Linked DNA regions of Homo sapiens: regions 1 and 2 are each linked to region 3. Evidence: read pairs that join two places in POLR2A ChIA-PET (ENCODE). Cell type or tissue: CD4-positive, alpha-beta T cell. All regions are shown on one strand.

Region 1 (4,000 bases), 61 kb before region 3:
CGCTGGTGGCAGCAGCGGGGCCGATCTTGCTGGCGCTTCATTGTGGGGGCCCCCAAACTATTCTTCTAGCTTATGGGGAGTCCCAACGGTGGAAGATCCCCATAGGATGGGCAGCCCTGCTCCTTTACTACCTGGTGACCTTCTGGGAGGAGGGTCGGATTCAATCTGAACTTAGAACTTTCAACTCTGACCTCGTGACCTTTTTTGGAACAGCAGCAGCACTAACTTGACCTTTTCGTTTTTTTTTTCAACTTGCAATAAATACATTTTTAAAAGGAAAAAAGAAAACGGAGAGAAAAAAAGGTGGGTCATTGACAGACTGTCTGAGCACATAGTTGCCTCCCTTATAACTTCAGTTTTTTCGTTTGGAATATGAATCCAAAAAGAGAACATATCACTCTTGAAATACTTGAATCATGAACGCCAACCTAGAAAGACAATGTGAAGCAAGTACACATACCATTTAAATTTAAACACAAAAAAATTAAAAAAATTAGTTTCTAGTTTTTCACTTTTTTCATGTTATATGGAAGTTGTTGCTAAGAAACATATATACTGAAAAAAAATAGCTTTTTAACTTTGTTTGCACTGGGTGTGTTTCCGTCCTTAGGTCTACCATGTTTGGGAGGGAGGGAAATTCAAAAGAATTGTTGGGGGAGGGGGGAGGGAAGACTTGACGGAGCCTCACTTTAAAAACAAAAACACAAAAAACCTAAAAAAAAAAAAAAGGAAAAAATTTGTGATTGGCTGGTTGATAAATACCAGTGTGTTCTGGCACATGTAACTGCCCAGGCATGCTCGTTCTGGTGTGTGTGTGCACGTGTGTTCATGTGCATTCGCGTGCATCCTTCTCTGTCTCTGTGTGTGTGCCTGTGTTCTTCCCTTCTCCCCTGCCCCACCCTGACTTCTCAGAAAGCTGCATCGCTGACAGTCTGCAGGCTGGCTGGCCGGCCCATCTGCTTTTTATTTTATTTTTTTAACTATGAGAACACACAGGCCCGGAGAGCCACTGCTACTAAAGCAACTCCATTGGGCTGCATTAAGATGAACAGAGTGCTTTTTAATGATGAAAGCAGGGAGCTCCTTTCCATTTGCAACTTAGCCTGAATGTGGGGTTTCTCTGGCTGTTCTTTTGACCTAGCAGTAGAGTGGAGCACTGCCAAGTCCAAAAAACTAGAGCAGGAGGTACCTCTTGGAGCAACGGTGTGTTTATTTCTGTTTTTTTTTTTTTTTAAGTGAATGGCCACCAGGCACATCTGAGTATCTGTTAAGTTTCATGCAGGCCTTTTCGTTAGTTTGAAATGGGAACGGAAGATAACTTTTGATGATGCGATGTCTCAAAAACAGAGAAACTTTGTTCCCTCTTTCCTTATGATCAGGTTTGAGAAATTCTTCAAAAAATTAGGTGAAGTTGAGTTACATATTTCTGTTGGTTGGTTCTCTTTTTCATTTTATGAAAACAGAAAAGAATAAGTGGTGAGCAGCCTCCTGAAAGCATCTGCAGCTACTCCCTCTGCTCCTTTCTCGCCGAGCGTTACCTGTGCCAGGCCGTGGCGCGTTACAGCACCAGGCCATCACTGACAGAAACGTTTACTTAACGAATGTTCTTAAACCAGTGTGTACTTCAAGCGTTTCCTTTTGTTTCTCTGTGTTGTGTATTTCCTGTGTATGTGGTTTTGCTTAGGCAGGTATAACTTAGCGAAGACTTTTAAGTATTGCACCTTTTTTTGATTTTTGACCTCTTCCCCCCACCTTGTAATTTTGCTTTTTTAATTTCGGTATTTAAATACTTTTTTTTTTTTTTAAGCATCAATGTAGTAGTACTCTGGGCCGAACAGGGGTCAACGTTTAATCTACAGTTATCACCAACATGTATGTACTTATGTCGGAATCAAAATGTATCAAACTGCTTATTGTGAAGAGAATTATAGCAGACCTGAAGGGGGCGAAAAACCAGATAGGGTGGGGGGATGGATGCCGGTGACGTGCTAGCACTTGTGTGGACATCCCAGTCTGCATTATGCTGTTTAACATAAAGTGCCGACATTTTGTACCAGCAAATACCTGCCCATTCCAACCCTTGGTGGGAGCAGACCTCTACTGTCCTCTGTAACTTGCTGCTATTGAGGACAAGGGAGTTTTTCTTTCTTTAGCGTCTTCAGTGAAGGATACAATACAACAATGCCTAATGTATTTGACTTTTTAGCTTGTGTCTGTGTGTAGGTGGGTGGGTGGGTGTGTATAGGAAAAGCCTAAAACAAGTTATTTGCATTTCAGTGGTTTTGTGAGACAAAGAATGGGAAATTCTGTAGCCCTTCTGGCTTACCCTGTTGATTATAAACCTAGCCTCAAAAGAGATTGACAGGCATGACTCAAGTGAGTGTTCACATATACAAGCCTGCATGAGCCCTCTGTGGGTAGGTGGTCACACTTGGCATCTGCAGCATTGACGTGGCCCCGCTGGGTGCCTTGAGCATGCCCTCTTCCTGCTCTGCAATTTGAATCACCACCGTGCCCCTTCCACCACTGTTCCCCATGCAAAAGCTCTGCTTCCAGCAGCCCCCACTGACCGCTCTCTGTGTGGAGCAAAGTGCTGTCGTGCGGTGACCACCAGGTGAAGAGCAGCTTGTATTCAGACATCTAGAGAAGGTTAAATCTTAGTGTCCCTGGGCCAGGAGCATATCCCAAGGCTCCTGCGAGCCAGTGGCGACCCTGTCCACTGCCGCTCTTGGTTCACTGCTGTGTCCTGCCCCACCCTCCTCTCCTCCTGCCTGTTGGTTCCTTGACCTGCACTATGGGTTAGTTGAGTTCCTTACGATACTACGGTGAAAGCCGGGTGCTAGAGCCCCTCTTGTTTACAAGACATAATGAGGGATTTGAAATATGTAAAAATAAACATGAGAAGCTAAAATGTTCTTCCATCATAAGCTTAAAGGGAAAAAAACTAAAAACTTTAAAAAAAAAAGACCAAAAAGTGCGTATATATATACATATAAATATATATTTTAGATGAAGACTAACTCTGGGAGCATTTAACAGTGTTTTTTGTTTCTGTTTTTAACATTTGTTTTCCTGCTTTAAAATTTGCAAGCATTCTCAGGAATTCTAGGGTAGGAAGCCAGTTTTTTGAAGATGGTTTATTTAACCATATCTTATCCTAGAGAGATGGCTGTTTCTTTCCTGTTAATAAACTTTTACAAGTTCCTGAAACTTCAGAAAGTTTAAACAATTTTTACTTAAAAAAATGTAAAAAGAAAAGTCTCCAAACATTATTGTCATACTGGGGATCACACATTTTAAAACACATAGAAATATTTTTTAAAAATTATCAATTTAGCAGCAACAGGTAAATTCATTATCTTAAAAATATGGGAGAAGGATTAAGCTTTGTAAGAGCTCGATCATGGATTCTTTTGAAATTGTGTGTAGTTTAATGGGAGAGTGTTTGGTGTATATAGATGAGAATGCCATCACTTTGTTCCTTTCCATTTGAGACTGAACTGAAATCTCCCCTAGTAATTTTTATTTTTTTAAAGGAACCCTTCTCCTTGTCCCCACAACCCCAGCAACAAAAGAAAGGAAGGAAGGAAGAAACAACAGCTTAAAAAAAAAAGTAATCTGTAAAATAGTACAGTTGGATTGCTGAGAATCTATGTAAAGAGTTAGGAAATATAGGTTAATAATTTTTGGAACAAATTTTAAATATAGGCATTACTAGAGGAAAATTATCTATGGACTGTCCTATTAATGAAGAATGTCTGTCTTACCTCCGTTTGTTTTGGGAGGAGGAGAAAATATAGAAGAATCTAATAAGGAACAAGTGATTTTACTTTTTTAGCTCCCAGCTACTGTTGTGCTCGTTTTAATTGCTGTTTTGAAGATCTGCTGCTTAATTATCCCCATCCCTTAGCCGGAGATGTGGAGTGTTTCCTTTCAGTTTTTGGTGATGTTGAATTCTTTTGTATTCCCTCCTGGGGCCAGGGGTCAGAATTCCCAAGCA
Region 2 (4,000 bases), 78 kb after region 3:
ACTTGATGATCTCCAAACACACCAACTTCTGGCCTGCACCAGGCCCAGACACTTGCTTTTTCTTCTCTCTGAGCCCTCTTCCTGCTTTCTGAATGGCCAGCTTCATCTGATCCTTTAGATCTCAGCTCAAATCTTTCCTCTTCAGTGAGGCCTTTCTTGAACATCTTATTCGAAGTGACTCCATCTTATTCCTATTACTTATTAACACACCAATCAGTTAATTTACTTGATAGTACTTACCAGGCTCTGAACTTACCAACTGCATTTCAAGGTGATCCCTGCTCTGAAATTTCTTGTCTACTACTAGTCTTGCCCTTCTAAATATAAATCACCTGAGAGCAAGAGCTGGATTTATCTTGCTGCATCAACTATCACATATTAGGTACTCAAAGATTTTGAATGAATGAATGAATGAATGAATGAGAGCTAGGAAAATATGGTAGCAGTCAGCCAGCAGACAATGAGTTAAAGTGAAAAACATCAGTTCTCCCACCATGAAGCCAGAAGTTGTATGATTGTTTTTTGACTTACAGTGTATCCAAGTAGTGATAACATACAAACAGAAAAGAGAGCCTATGTTCTCTGCTGATGATTTAAAAAAGAAAGGTCCGAAAGATCAAAACCTCACCAGCTCCAGTTTCAGCTCCGTTTATAATGCTGTTGGTATTAAAGGCAAATTTCCTTACTTCTAACAGATTCCAAGGTTTGGTTTCATTTTTCCCCTAAGGGATGGACTTCTGCACCCACTGAGCCCGGTGCCGTGATAGCGCCATCAACGACTCTACTCAGCCATGCTCACGCCCAGGCCAGCCTTAGAGTATCTCAGGATCTCACTCTACATAAAACTGTGGTTGATTCAAAATACCAGAAAAGAGGTTTCTCTTCCTAAGAACCAGAACATGAAGGCAAAGCATATGGGAGAAGTGGTTCTTCCTCACAATACACCAGGCTCAAGATCTGCCCCTCCTATAAAGGGAAGTATAACAGAGTGAAAACTCTTTTAAAGGTGCAATTCCAAAGTAAAGGAAAATTCAGTGGCACCCTTTACACCTAATTTAAACCAGGTTTGACCCTTTAAACACAGTTTGTTTCACTGAACTTGATCAATTAGTTATCTTAACTATTTAGTGATTGAGCTCTAAACTTGGAAAGTCATGAGAAAGAAGAGAGTGGAAAATAAAACGCATCATCCTTGTTTTATGTTAGATGCTTCCCATGGCATACTCGGTGAACACAGCCATGTCCTAAAAGCAATCTACCAAATGCTGAGAGAGAGAGGCACTTACGCGGCATGATCCCTTGGCTCACCAGTTCTTCCCGGGTCCGGCGCTGCTGGAGTTTCAACTGTAGCACTGCAGGGCAGCAGAGAGAGAGGAGAGATGAGGGGTCAGTTGGGTATTCCACCTCAAAAAACACATTTTCAAACGCAAAAAAAGTCTAAAAACAGAAGGATGTAGTGTGAAAGAAGGGTCCCCTTGAAGTGCAACTGTCTGTAATTGCAGAAGTGGCCTGATACAGCAGAGTTTCCGTATTCTGCTGTGGGCGGTGAGAGGAAGTTGCGAAGGGTCTTGCAGGGCGATAACAATCCACAAAGCATCAGAGTCTTGCCTTTTGCTCAAAACCTCCAAAACACTGAGTCCTCCTCCTAAAACTTTTTTAAAAACACCTCTTCCAAACTCAAAATATCCTAACGAGGACCACCACCCAGCAAAAAAAGCTTTCCAGATGCTCTACGCTTAACAAATGTTTACCACCATAAGTATAGTGAATGAAAGAACTACTCACACAGATCAGGAAGTACTATTTGTAAACTCTTTTTCTTTTGTATCTAAAAATTATAGCCATTTCACCAAGCAATGCCTTTTTCTAGCCTAGAAAATATTTTACCGTTAATATGCCTCTGTTTTTCTTCTTTCTCTTCACTTAGAGCCTTTTCTGTTGAGGTGAAACAATTCAGCTAGATGACTCAAAGCACATCCGGGCTAGGGGAGACTGATGGGTGTTTCTCTTATTTTCACTCTGGCAATACTGCTTAATGAAAAAACTTAATAGGGATTTTTTTTAAGTTAAAAATCAACTATCAGCCAGGCACAGTGGCTCATGCCTACATGTAATCCCAGCACTTTGGAAGACCGAGGCGGGCGGATCACAAGGTCAGGAGTTCGAGACCAGCCTGGCCAAGACAGTGAAACCCCATCTATACTAAAAATACAAAAATTAGTCGGGTGTGGTGGTGCGCGCCTGTAGTCCCAGCTACTCAGGAGGCTGAGGCAGGAGAATTGCTTGAACCTGGGAGGCGGAGGTTGCAGTGAGCCGAGATCACACTACTCTCTCTCACTCCAGCCTGGGTAACGAGAGTGAGATGCTGTCTCAGGAAAAAAAAAAAAAAAAAAAAAAACAACTATCTTTCTTTCAAAAGCCAGTTAAACCTAAACGGTGTTACAACTACAAACTACACAGAATGACAATGGCACAGCTGTCATTCAGAGACTAAATGAGAAACTGCAGAGGTTGCAGTGAGCTGAGATCATGCCACTGCACTCCAGCCTGGGCAACAGAGCAAGACCCCGTCTAAAAAAAAAAAAGAAAGAAAAAAAAGAAAATGTTCAGAGGAGGAGGGTTAGGAGGATCCCACGGGCCAAGGAAAGCCTCCTTACATAATTAAGTCTTCAGGTGTAGGGGCCTTCCAAGTCACATCTGAGAGGAACCAGAATCTACTGGGAATCATCTTAATATCTGCCTTTTTCTATCCACAGAGTAGCTTTTAGGGAGGCGTCCAAGAATCGCAGAACCATAACCATGCGCCTGCCTACATCTCAAATTCAGTAGATCCAAAGCCAAACTTGTTTTCCTCCCAAAAACCTAATCCCCTTCCCATCCTTCTTACTTCTTTAATGATATCACTATCTTTCCCAGTATTTTTTAAATGTCTGGGCCAACTTCAACTCTACCTCCTCACACTCACACTCCCCTCTTATCAATTTTACCCTGCCATGTTTTCCCATGCTGCAGTGGTAGCTCCCTGGCTGTGTCCTTGCCTGTAGTGTCTCTCTCCCATTTCAAGTTATCTTAATCAAGCCTGGCCAGTTACTCTTCCTCAAGTACCGTGAATTTTTTCCTACCTCTTTTATTCACTTCACCTGGAAATGCCTACCCTGTTCATCTGAACTTCCCCACTCACTCCACAGCATTCAGTTACTCTAGGCCTCCTGTGAGCTACCTTTTATATGTTAGGGAAAAGTATAATATTTTGCCTTGTGTAATAGTAGCCCTTGAACATCTTACTTCTCCTACCAGTTTATAAGTTCCTGGAGAGAAGAGAATATCCCTTACTGATATATGTCCCCCATAGCACTTAATACATAGTAGGCATTCAACAATGGTTTCTTGTACTGAACTGGATCTCAAAAGGATGTTACAAACAGTCTGAGAAACTGAACCAAGAGGCTATTATTATTTTACAAATTACCATTGTTAAGAACAAAGCCTTGGAGAACTAAATCGATAAAAACAGCAGGAGCTACAATAATAGCTGACACTTATGACGCACGTACTCTGTGCCAGACACTGTTTTACATTCTTTTATATTTTAACTTACTCTTCCTAACAGCCATATGAAGATACATTTTGGTGTTTTATTTTTTGAGACAAGGTCTCACTCTGTCACCCAGGCTGGAGTGCAGTGGCATGATCTCAGCTCACCAAGGCCTTGACGTCCCTGGCTCAACAGATCCTCCCACCTCAGCCTCTGGAGTAGCTGGAACTATAGGTGCATGACACCATGCCCGGTAATTTTTTAATTTTTTTTTTTGTAGATACAGGGTTTCACCATGTTGCCCAGGTTGGTCTTGAACTCCTGGGCTGAAGTGATCTGTCCGTCTCAGCCTCCCAAAAGTGCTGAGATTACAGGTGTGAGGCACTATGCCTGGCCAAGATAGGTATTATTAATCCTATTTTACCGAGAAGCAAAGTGAGGCCCAGCAGGTTTAAGTAATACACC
Region 3 (4,000 bases):
TTAAGGCAGTGGAAATGGAGATGGAGATGCTAGAGGTATTTTAGAGGTAAAATCAGTAGACTTGCAACTGATTTGATATGAGAGTAAAAGCAGGAGCCAAGGCCAGGCATCATGGCTCATGCCTGTAATCCTAACACTTTGGGAGGCCAAAGTGGGAGGATTGCTTGAGTGCAGGAGTTCAAGACCTTCCTGGGCAAGATAGTAGGACCTTGTCTCTAAAAATAAAAATTAGCAAGTCATGATGGCATGCGCCCGTAGTCCTAGCTACTCAGGAGGCTGAGGAGAGATGATTGCTTGAGCCTGGGAAGTCAAGGCTGCAGTGAGTCATGATCCCACCACTGCACTCAATTTGGGCAACAGAACAAAACCCTGTCTCTAACAACAACAACAACGACAAAAAAAAAGGAGCCAAAAATTACCCTAAACCTTAGGATCTGAATGTCTTGGGAGAAGAAACAGGAATATTAAAAAGAATCATCTGAGATAGAATAAAAATAGATTTATTCAGGAAACACAGATTTTAAGCCAGGCACAGTGGTGTGCAGCTGTATTCCAGTCTGGATAACATAGGGAGACCCCCATCTCCAATAAATAAACAAAAATTAAAAAAAAATTAAAAAGAAATACATATTGGCCAGGTGCGGTGGCTCACGCCTGTAATCCCAGCACTTTGGAAGGCCAAGGTGGGCGGATCACGAGGTCAGGAGATCGAGACCATCCTGGCTAACACGGTGAAACCCTGTCTCTACTAAAAATACAAAAAATTAGCTGGGCATGGTGGCGGGCGCCTGTAGTCCCAGCTACTCAGGAGGCTAAGGCGGGAGAATGGGCATGGATCTGGGAGGCGGAGTTTGCAGTAAGCTGAGATAGCGCCATTGCACTCCAGCCTGGGCGACAGAGCAAGACTCCACCTCAAAAAAAAAGAAATACATATTTTAATGTGTTGTGGTATATAGTCAAATGAAGCTATCCAACAATAAGTTGGAAATAATCTATGTTGTCATGGCTAGAGATAGAGATTTGTAATTTATATGACAGTAATAGCTAAATCCCCATTCAGAATAGGGATGGACTCCCCATTTGGAATCCATTAGGAATGGACTAAAAGAAAGAAGACTGATGTGGGGAATGTCTTTTTTGGGGGTCTGGAGAAAGAAGAGGCAGTAAAGAAGCAGTTAAATAGAGAAGAAAAAACAATATGGTCTGTGCCCTCAGAGTCATTGAACAGTTCAAGAAACCAAAGTAAGTCAGCAGAGTCTGATGCTTCAGGGAGTTTCAGGAAATGAAGCCATAGGAACTGGATTCCAAATAATGACTAGGAAATCACTGGAGACCTTAGAAACCAGTTTAGGTGGTGACAGAAGCTAGGGTGAAAAGCTTAAGGAGTGAGTTGATTGATGAAGCATGGGCGCTTTTAAAAAGTATGGCAGTGAGGCAGAGGGATAAGAGCTAGAAAGGTAACAGCTTGAGTGGGTACAGGGATAGTTGCTTTGTTTTGTTTTGTTTAATTCAGGGTTCAGGAGATCTAAGTATTTGCAGTGGACACGAAGCCATTGGAGAAGAAAAGACTGAAGATGCACAAAGGAAAAGAGTATAAAGGAAATGGGTTGAAAGGTTCTCGTGGGTGGAGAATTTAACGTAGGAAGGAAGAAAACCACTTTCTCTTCTGAGAGGGCGGGCAGAAAGAGCAAACAGGTGAAAAGCCGTTTTGACACGGAGAATAAGGAAGTTGAGGAAGCTTAAGTCTAATAAGCTGAGCTTCGTTAAAGCTGGAGTACAGTCCCTCAGCTGGGGGTGAGTGGCAGCAGAGAGTAGTTGGGTTTCAGAAGAATTATGAGAATGATTTGAAAGTATCGCTGAAGGAAATATGATGAAAAGTCAACTAGAGATGAATGAAGGTTGCTGAGCAACCGTGAAGATAAATAGCATGTGGCTTGTTCCCTAACTTTGTCCAGGAGGAACATGAGCAGAAAGAGCAGAGGAACAACTTTTTTTTTTCTTGAAGACCGGGTCTCACTCTGGTTGCCCAGGCTGGAGTGCAGTGGTGCAACCTCAGCCCACTGCAGCGTCGACCTCCCGGGCCCAGGCGATTCTCCTATCTCAACTTCCCAGGTAGCTGGGACTACAGGCGCACGCCACCATGCCCGGCTAATTTTTTGTTTTTTTTTTTGTTTTTTTTGTTTTTCTATTTTTAGTAGAGACAGGGTTTTGCCATGTTGCCCAGGCTGGTCTTGAACTCCTGCACTCAAGCAATCCATCTGCCTTGGCCTCCCAGAGTGCTGGGATCACAAATGTGAGCCACCACCTCTCCCAGCCAAGAGGAACTTAAATGGGGCTAGATGAGGCAAAAAGTTGTCATTAATTCATGGTTAGTTCAGATGGTTGTCTAACTTTTACAACATGGGAGTGAAGTGTATGGACCTGATTGTTGAAATCAGCATTATTAAGTGTGAAATAATATAAAGATATGGACTGCTTAACCCTAAGGTTCACAACAGTAAGAGGACAACCTCGTGACGTATCTTCTGGGATTTCTGTTGGTAATGATGCTGATCTGAATGTAATCCAATGGGCCTGTCTCTAGCTGTTTCCAAGTTTTTGATTCAGTTTCAGATTAAAGTAGTAGAAATCAGAGACTTCTGGTCTGGCTATGCTGCTTTAAATCAGTCTTTTGACCTCTAGTCCAATTTTCTTACTTTTTTTTTTTTTTTTTTTTTTTTTTTAATAAAAAGACAACTAGAGATCAGGTCTCGCTATGTTGCCCAGGCTGGTCTTGAACTCCTGGCCTCAAGCAGTCCTCTTGTCTCAATCTCCCAAAGTGTTCGGGTTACATATGTGAGCCAGTGTGCCTGGCCCCTAGTTTCTTTTTTCAAAAAGTATGAGAGATGAACCCAAAGGATCCTTCTAACTCTATAATTCATGACTTTGTGTGAGTCCCTTTGCCCTGCACCCCAGTACTAAAGAAGTTAATGGTCTCTAAATATAGGTGCAGATCTGTTAGAGAAGTTGGTTTGCTCTTATGAGAATTCTCTCCTAATTTATCTGTTTAATTTTGAATTTTCACACACAAAAAATTTTTTTTAGTTGCTTTGTGTCTTAAATCTGGCTGGCTCCCACTAGATATGTCATCCCAAGTCAAGATATTTTGTTCCCGCACATGCACAGATAGTTCCATGATCTTTTCTGGAAACTGTCTGCAAAGTTGATAACTAGAGTTGTGCTAGTCAGTATGGTATAGTGAGACTGCTGAGGGGTCAGTCCTTTGCTGAGGTGTAAAATGGGGATAATGCCTGTGAGTGTGCTTAGCAGTGTGATGAATGCTTAACACATATTATTTTTCCTTCTTTCATAGGTTTCCTTCTGATACCTCCGTCTACTCACTGCCACAGAGTATAATAGCATATATACTCTATAATACTGTATATAGTGTAGTATAATTACCATTCTTTAGGGTAATGTTATGTAGGTATGTTCATATCTGCAAATGAAACATTTCCGGTAATTATATAGATGGTAATGGCAAATAAATGATGTAAAGATGAGATAGTTTGTTGACCTGTGTAGTTTAATTATATGAAAAATAGCAACTGTGTAAACTATATTTATGATCTCCTCTTAGGTGCCCTAATCTCCTATGTTAATATAAAACTTTCAATATAAATGTCTCAGTGGCCTTCTTTGCCAGTCAGCCCTTAAGGAGCTTTATTTTCCTCAAAAACTCTTGTCTGCTATTTTTCAGAGCTACCTGAAAGCTGAGTTGCAGTTAGCTAACTAGTATTTATTTCACTTCTACTTCTGGGGGAGGTGGTTATCCCCCACCCCTGGTAGTGGGAATGACAGAAGGTCCATGAAGTTGCTTTCCTTATCCTTTCCGGAAACTGCCAGGCCATAAATATTAGAGGAATGATCGAGGGAGGGACTCAGGTAAGTAACCAGATTACTGTGGATGATTGATTATTTGATATGAGGAACTAGAGGAGCCTGGCACAGTTATGAGTGT

The links. ChIA-PET counts read pairs that join two places held together with the same protein. Peaks named below come from ENCODE experiments on the same cell type or tissue, not always from the same donor. Only the 100,000 strongest peaks of a DNase experiment are listed, where the experiment ranks them.
Region 1: POLR2A ChIA-PET joins it to region 3 with 5 read pairs; 9 of 35 experiments call an interaction of 5 or more read pairs at or near these places.
Region 2: POLR2A ChIA-PET joins it to region 3 with 9 read pairs; 9 of 35 experiments call an interaction of 5 or more read pairs at or near these places.

What each region holds. Positions count from the first base shown.
Region 1 is chr22:40,323,073-40,327,072 of GRCh38, forward strand. It overlaps TNRC6B (trinucleotide repeat containing adaptor 6B), which reads left to right. Exons shown (of 23, transcript NM_001162501.2): 23 at 1-4,000. The coding sequence ends at 169. Among named protein-coding and RNA genes, the nearest start is that of ADSL, 21 kb to the right of the region's middle. In CD4-positive, alpha-beta T cell, CTCF peaks have their summits at 1,909 (motif pointing right) and 2,120; DNase peaks (open chromatin) are centred at 779, 1,609, 1,979, 2,419 and 1 weaker place; H3K4me3 peaks cover 1,472 bases; H3K27ac peaks cover 3,539 bases.
Region 2 is chr22:40,461,935-40,465,934 of GRCh38, forward strand. It overlaps MRTFA (myocardin related transcription factor A), which reads right to left. Exons shown (of 15, transcript NM_020831.6): 4 at 1,287-1,352. Among named protein-coding and RNA genes, the nearest start is that of MRTFA-AS1, 58 kb to the right of the region's middle. RefSeq lists an enhancer at 1,615-1,724. In CD4-positive, alpha-beta T cell, no CTCF peak of the experiment used is centred here; DNase peaks (open chromatin) are centred at 777, 1,537 and 1,977; H3K4me3 peaks cover 2,203 bases; H3K27ac peaks cover 3,484 bases.
Region 3 is chr22:40,383,867-40,387,866 of GRCh38, forward strand. The region is part of intron 1 of SGSM3 (small G protein signaling modulator 3); the gene reads left to right. It also overlaps a transcript of ADSL not described here. Among named protein-coding and RNA genes, the nearest start is that of SGSM3, 15 kb to the left of the region's middle. In CD4-positive, alpha-beta T cell, no CTCF peak of the experiment used is centred here; a DNase peak (open chromatin) is centred at 1,725; H3K4me3 peaks cover 1,180 bases; H3K27ac peaks cover 2,370 bases.